2 separate regions of the Homo sapiens genome follow, and region 2 is linked to region 1. Evidence: chromatin contacts called from ENCODE Hi-C or POLR2A ChIA-PET data. All regions are on one chromosome and are shown on one strand. Each heading gives the region's core, a stretch centred on a gene start or an enhancer-like site at or near the end of the contact. The rest is flanking DNA. Distances are from core to core; before and after follow the strand shown. Region 1 overlaps SHC4 (SHC adaptor protein 4). Region 2 overlaps SHC4 (SHC adaptor protein 4).

Region 1 (3,755 bases), core at 689-3,188:
GAAGTAGATATACATTGCTTAGAGTGAGCTTGAGTGAATAAAGTGGGTGACTAAGTAAGACCTGTTTTCGGTTTTTTTTTTTTTTTTTTCTAAATGAGCTTTGGCTTTTAAGTGACCACATTATGCATCAGTGCACTCTTTAACTCCAAAAGACACACCTTCATAATATTTTGAATATTTTGTCAAAAACAAAGTTGTTTTAAAGAAGCCCAGTTTACCCTAAAGGAGAACAATCTTTTGAATTTATAAATTCCCATGTATTTTATATGAAACCAACTCTATTTCTTATTGTCATTTCTTTAACCACTTATAAAGCCTATAAGCCATCAGTTTGTGGGTGTAGGTGTTTGAATTTTGAGATACATGATTGTATTACAGGAAATCTCTGTGGGGACAGGAAAAAACCAGCACTTAATGTCCGTTAACTAGTGAGAGTTATAGGGGAGATGTGATACTCCAGACAAGAGGGTCCTTCACTTCATTCCAGTGTGATTAATGGGTTCACATTTGCATCAGAGCCAAAGGGCAGAATCACGAAGTAGACAGACAAACCCATTTCCTATGGTTGCTGAGCTGGGTTGGCTAGCAAATGTACTTTAGAAACAGACTTTAAGTACAATTCAGGTGAACAGAGTGGGACACTAAGTCAGTGTGGGGATAAATGCTGTGGGCAGTACTCAAAGGTTTTATTTGACCATCCTGGGACCCGAGGTGCCTGTTTCTAAAGTGAAAGGATGTATTTTATGAGGCTGAGTTCACCCTCCTAGAGTACACGGGTGATGCCCCTTGATAATAGCACAAAGCAAGTCTGAGGCTTTCCATTTTCAACTGGTCTGTGGGCACTGACTGCGTTCATTGTGTGCTTATCGCCACAGAGGCAGGTTCCTGTTCTAAAGTGTCCTGTCTGAGGGCTTTCACAAATTCTTGGATGTCTTTAATTTCACTAAGCTGGACAAAATTGAACACATAGATCACTGAGCCTTGCTGTCCTGGAGGCAAAGATTTAAAAAAAGATGGTACTGGTTTCCCTAGAACAATGAGAACAGCATGATACCACATGGATGTGCAGTCTGAATTACTCAGTCTCTTCATTCATAATAAGAAGGCAATCCAAGACATTTAGGGTGCAACATGTCCCTTAGACTTTGTTAACTGATTTCTTTAAGGACTTACGTTGGAGATGCAAAGTGAAAGAAAGACCTTTGGGAAACGCAGGTGAATTTGTTTTGGCTGAGTATCGTTGACTTTTTATTTTGGAAAGGCTCTTGCTGTGATTAAAATTTTATTCTCATTCCTATTTGCAGGGACAAAACTGGAACTACTCCTTCACTGCATATGTGACTATAGATGTGTGTGTGTGTGTGTGTGTGTGTGTGTCAGAAGGTGGGGGATGTGGGGATCATTGCCTTTAATCATTCCAGCTGGGCCCCTTTGCCTGGTTTCATGTTGCACATTTTCTGGCTTTCCTATTTACTGAAGAACTGCATCTTGACATTCACCAGAAAAAATCTGCCGCGCAGCCTCTCCTCCCATTAAATGCTCCCCTTTGTCTTGGATTGTGATATTGCCTTCCAAACTTAAAAAAAAAAAAAGTGTGTGCGTGTGTGTGTGTGTGTGTGTGTGTGGCGACATTGCTTCCAGAGGAGCTTAACTGTTTAAGGGTTAAAAACACAGAAGAATTATAACTTAAGTGTTGTAGTGGCCAGGAGTTGATGAAGAAAGGTGGCTTTGTTTGGATGATTAGTTTGGACTCTGTTAAGACAGACAAAATATCTTTTTTTGGTCTTATGGCGTAGGCAGGGTTTTATATGCTTAAAAGCAAATCTTCCACGGCATTCTCATTCTCTTACATCAGCCCACTTCTCCCCTTCTCTCTCATGTGGCGAAACAATAAACAAAGTGGCCACTGTTGGTGCTCTGGGGCGTTTCTCTTTCTTTCTAATACAGGCTCCCAGGATGGAAATCTTTAGCCACTGAAACCCCAAAATTTCTGCTCCTCTAAGAGCAGACACTTGCTGAATGTTTGCTAGCTGGAGAAAGTCTCACCGCCACTCAGCTCCAAAAAGGTTCTGCAGGAGCGCAGCTGCTTGGGCTGCAAGAATGGCGGGGACCCCCTGAGCCCCAGGAGAAATCGCTCTCAACTCTGTTTTCTTTTTCTTTCTCCTCGGCATTTGTAAAGTTGGCCCAAGGGTGTGGCTGAGACTCCAGAAAAGCACTGAAAGTACTATTTGTTCTTGAAAATGTTACAGTTAATGTCTTGGTCCCAGTAGCAGGGGAAGAAAAGATCTTTGTGAACAAAAGCAACAAAATGTAGGCATCTATCTGCCTGTCCTTGCTGGGATTTCAGGAGATTTGTTAACGCTGCTATCAGCAAGGCCAGCAGAATTTGAGAGGTTAATTTAAAGCAGTATTTCTTAACCTGGGATCTGTAATTTCTAAGAGGTCCACAGAATGTTTTGGGGAGCTTTGGGGTGAGGAGTGGACCTTCTTAAATGGAATAGAAAAGTTTGTACAGGCTGGGCGCGGTGGCTCATGTCTGTAATCCCAGCACTTTGAAAGGCCAGGCGGGCAGATCACCTGAGGTCAGGAGTTTGAGACCAGCCTGGCCAATGTGGCGAAATCCCATCTCTACTAAAAATACAAAAATTAGCCGGGCATGGTGGCAGGCACCTGTAATTCCAGCTACTTGGGAGGCTGAGGCAGGAGAATCGCTTGAACCCTAGAGGCGGAGGTTGCAGTGAGCTGAGATCATGCCATTGAACTCCAGCCTGGCCGACAGAGTGAGACTCCGTCTCAAAAAAAAAAAAAGAAAGAAAAGAAAGAGAGAGAGAGGGAGAGGGAGGGAGAGAGAGAGAGAGAGAGGGAGAGGGAGGGAGAGAGAGAGAAAGAGAGAGGGAGGGAGGGAGGGAGAGAGAGAGAAAGAAAGGAAGAAAGAAAGAAAGAAAAAGAAAGAAGGAAAGTTTGTACAAATAGGTCTTTTACTGGAGAGAGGCATGGCTCATCTTAGAGTCTCCAATTCAAAAAATTAATAACTACTATTTTTTTTGAGACAGGATCTTGCTCTGTCGCCCAGACTGGAGTGCAGTAATGTGATCCTAACTCACTGCAGCCTTGAACTCCTAGGCTCAAGCAATCCTCCTGCATCGGGCTCCTGGGTAGCTGTGGCCACAGGTGTGCACTGCTGTGCCTGGCAATTTAAAAATATATATATTTTTGTGGACACAAGGACTCACCATGTTGTCCAGTTGGTCTCGAAGTCCTGGACTTGAGGGATACTCCTGCCTCGGCCTCCCTAAGTGGTGGGATTACAGGCATGAGCCACTGTGCCTGGCTAATTATTACTTTTTAAAGCAAGTTCATAAGCACAAGTTTTCCCCTTTTTTTCTTTTGAGCAGAGTTTTGTATATCAAGAGATTTTGGGCGCTCTGTAAAGCCTCACATGCCTCAAATATACAGTTCTGAGTGAGCGTGTGAGTGCACACTCATATGTGTTTGCCCAGGTGGGCACAGCCTGGCTCCAGATGCTCGTTTCTTCCAGGAGGTGGCAGCCAGCCATAGACAGCAGAGGGCTGGGGAAGGGCAGGGGCATCCGAGTAAGCCTTTTCTAGAGTCAGCCCCTACCACTTTGTCCTTTTGCCTGGGTAGTTTACCAGCCACGCGGGTATTAACGATTGGCCAAAGAGCTGCGCCTCACTATGTTAGGGGAGTGAACAAGGGAAGGACAGTCAATATACTACTTTCCCTAGTCTCTGGAG
Region 2 (3,755 bases), core at 345-2,844, 44 kb before region 1:
TGCTTGCTTAGAGCTTTGTACTGCGGGGTGATCTTGTTCAAGTCACTTAAATGCTTTGGAAATAAAGGGGTTGGGACAAATAGTGTCGTCCATCACAAAGTTTTTATGAATCTAGGGTTTTTGTTTTTTTAAAAAAATACTGACTAACAGGTCACCTCGTTCTAGCTCTGATCATGATGACCCTGTGATGTAATCCTGAAGCAACCCTACAGTTACTGAAGTCACAGGATCCTGCTGCTGTCCATCTTCATAGCATTGCCATTTACGTAAAATTAGGCTCAATCCTGATTATTTATAAGAATATGACTCAAATACTGCATGTTCTCATTTATAAATGAGAATGAAATAATATGTACACGTGGGCATAGAGTTGAAATTGATAGACATTGGAGACTCAGAAGAGTGGGAGGGTGTGAAGGAGGTGAAGGATGAAAAATTACTTAATGAATACAATGTGAACTATTTGAGTGATAGTTACAGCAAATGCCCAGACTTCACCACTACCCGGTATATCCATGAAACAAAACTGCACTTGTACCCCTTAAATTAACACCAAAAGAAGATTCCCAGAAAGGTATCCAGACATGTGAAAAGGGCAACTGTATCTTCAACTTTCAAAGTTACTTGATTTGAATGCTTGAGAGAATCTGATTCATAATTAAAATAATTTATTTGAATCAGGTCTTTCACATTTCATGGGTAGTCTTCACTCCTGCCTCCCCAGGGACTGTGATCTCGCCATTATTTCTCTTTTCTCCTGTTACTGTCAAACTTTCTATCAATAAACATGCTCAAATCTGTTCTACTCTTAAAATAACACCCTCCCCTAAGCTTATCTTGCCCCTCTTGTTAAAATATCAATTTCTCAAAACAAAAACAAAAGTACTATGCTTACCGGTTCACTGCCTCATCTCCATATCAAATTTTAAATCTCTTGCTACCTGGCTTCTACGTTGACTACTCCACTGATAATGTTCCACAAAAGCCAACAGTTGCCAAACTCCTATGAACATTTTCCAGTTCCTTAGCCTATTGACCCTCTCCACTGCCCTGAATTCAGTCAACAACTTCTTCCTCCATGGAGCTCTGTGTACACTTGACTGCTGCTGTCTTATACTCTTCTGATTCGCTTTGTACATCTCTGACTTTTGTGTCTTTAGTAGACTGTTCTCTGCCTTCCCTTTAAATGCTGAGTGACATCAGATAAGCCATTTAATTTTTTATCCACAAAAAGTAGAGGAGTTGGAATGGATCATCTCTAAGGTCCCTTCGAGCCCTGGTGTGCTTTTAGTCATATTATCAGGAGTCAGAATTCACTGCTCCAGGTACAGACAACTCTTGTGTTTCATGTAAAAAGAAGTATAATGAGAAATGATTAACATTTGAGCTGCATTTCCGCAAAGCCGTATTGTTGACTGCTGCTTTTTCAAAGAAGTCATAAAAGCTGAAAACTAATACAGCATAATTCAGCAGTTTATCACCATGTGGGAGAATGACTAATGTGAGTCATGGTTTCAGTATAACGAACACTGACCATTCATTTAGGACTTCAGTGCTGTGACATAGAGGGAGAATGACGTCAATGAGGTTCTTTGCCCACATGGTCTCCAGACATGACCACACATTGAACATGCAAAGTCCTAGAGCGCTGGGGAGATTGAAACCACCATCATACTGATGCTGCTACTAGGGACATCAACTTTGACCAGACATGGTAACTGACGACAAAAATTTTGGCCTTTGACACTGCTGAGTCAAACGGAAAATGGAGTAGAAGAAAGTTTGATGGAGCTGCTGTTTGTCTACCTTGTGGCAGTATTTGCAGATGCTCTCATTTGTGAATACACAGAGTTCCTCCAGTAAATATTTAATTAAACTGAAACTCGACATCCTAGGTACTGAAAGCTGAGTCAGATTTGTGTGATTTTAGGGTGTAGGATATAATTATTTAATTTTGTTGAGGAGCTGATAATTGAGAATGAAGGTCAAAATATCCCAAAAATGTTCAATTGTAAGTGGATTATGTGTTGGCAGGAGAGACCATAAACACAGTGTCACTATTAGGTTAGATCATATTCTCAACTTAACTAGACAAGAATACAAAATATAATTGGTAGGTCATTCACTAAACCATCCTGCAAGGGCATTGCCTTGGCTACAGCAGTAACCATAACCAACTTGATGGTGGATATGTTGGGCCACTGAGAAAATCGACAGGGCCCTGTGCTTAAGGTGTTCTTAGCAGACACCTAGAGCAACCTTGTCAGCATCTGTGTCTGGGCCCATCCTTCCGCTGCCCCATGATGGGTTGCACAGAGCTGCCGCCTCTTGGCATCTCTGCCTAGGAGCCTTGGAATACCAGATGGGCTTCCAATGGCAGGCCTAGTCTTTAGATTAGCTTTGTCTGCACAGCTATGATCCTGGCTTTTTGCCTAACCTTTCAGAGCAGAGGACATCCAGCAAGACTCTCCTGGGAAGCAGATTAACTTCTGTGAGTCACTGCTCTTCCATCTCATTTATGATTCATGACCTGAGCTGTATTTTTAGCTTTTATTTATTTGGGTCTGAGAAGTGGGCTGGGTGGAAGTGTAGTTGGGAAACTCATGAAAGAATAAGAAGAAATTGGCGTCACATCTAAGCGAGGGTGGCCTGAAACTTGGTTACAGTCCTCAGACATTCAGCATAGTGTATTGAGAGCCTACTGTGTGTCACATATTGTGCTGGACTCCAAGAACAAAAGGGAAAATGAGAACCAGCTTCTGCCCTCTAAGAGCTCATTGAATTGTGTGGGCAGATGGTTAATTGGATGATTAATGAAATGTAGCCCCTGCTGATATCTCAGCCATATCCCTGGACATTAGTCATATTGAAGTATTTGGTATTTTTGGACCACCCCTTATTTTTGCCCTTACCTCTTGCACATGCTGTGCCCATTGTCTGGAAATTCCTCCACCATCACCTCTCATTGCCTGCCCTTCATAACTCGCCCCAGCGTCCTTCCTCTGACCCTTCTTCCCTGATTCCCTGAGGCTGGTCTGGAGCCTCTCTGACACACTCCCATAGCCCCTTGCATCCCAGTGCTCATCACACTCCTATGGAGCGCCATTGATTAAGGTCCCTGCACAGTAATTGAGGCTTGTTTATCAGCTCCCCATACTGAGGCAGGTAGAACTGAAGACAATCAGGAACAGCAGTATAGTCATCCCACTGTAATGATGAACATATGCTGAGACCTTTGTATGTGCCAGTCACTGTGCTTAGCACCACACATGCATTACCTGATTGGATCCTCACAATAACCCTATGAAACACATAAACTATTGTTCTTGTTTTATGGATGAGGAAACTGAGGCTTTGAGAATTAAAGTTATTTGTCCAAGGTTTCACAGCCAGTACGTGTAAAGCTGAGATTCAAACCCAGGCCCTTCTGATTCTCAAAGCCCATGCTCCTAGACTGTATGCCATATTCCTTCTCCCCTCTCATGGTTATTGTATCAGTCAGGATAGGGCAGGTCATTCTATGTTAACAAGTAATGCCAACATCTCAGTGGCTTAGACAAAAAGGTTTACTTCTTGCTCATGTCATGGTCCGAGCACATTGGCTGGGGCATCTGCTGTATGTTATTCTCACTCAGCAAAAAGGCTGAAGGTGGCTTTCTATCTGTGCCTCCCCAATTGCAAGAGAAAGGACATGTGACAAATCACTCCCACAGTGATATCATTGGCCGAATCAGGTGCTGTACCCAACTTCAAAG

What was found. A loop is a pair of places that touch in the nucleus more often than their neighbours do. ChIA-PET counts read pairs that join two places held with the same protein, here RNA polymerase II (POLR2A). Pooled maps may share reads with other maps.
Region 2: a pooled map shows a loop between it and region 1 (2.9-fold over the local background). The contact joins two enhancer-like sites. A Hi-C loop is called at or near these places in 2 of 168 maps with a recorded cell type or tissue (IMR-90 and mammary epithelial cell), 1 of 37 single-sample maps with no recorded cell type and 10 of 50 pooled maps. POLR2A ChIA-PET finds 5 or more read pairs at or near these places in 4 of 52 experiments (BJ, H1, HEK293 and 1 more).

What each region holds. Positions count from the first base shown.
Region 1 is chr15:48,895,379-48,899,133 of GRCh38, reverse strand. The region is part of intron 2 of SHC4 (SHC adaptor protein 4); the gene reads left to right. Among named protein-coding and RNA genes, the nearest start is that of EID1, 19 kb to the right of the region's middle. Within about 2 kb of position 1,938, at least 5 of the 41 ENCODE cell types and tissues checked have a DNase peak (open chromatin) inside an H3K27ac peak, as active enhancers do; they include IMR-90 and mammary epithelial cell, where a contact is called at or near this core.
Region 2 is chr15:48,938,555-48,942,309 of GRCh38, reverse strand. The region is part of intron 1 of SHC4 (SHC adaptor protein 4); the gene reads left to right. Among named protein-coding and RNA genes, the nearest start is that of SHC4, 23 kb to the left of the region's middle. Within about 2 kb of position 1,594, at least 3 of the 41 ENCODE cell types and tissues checked have a DNase peak (open chromatin) inside an H3K27ac peak, as active enhancers do; they include IMR-90 and mammary epithelial cell, where a contact is called at or near this core.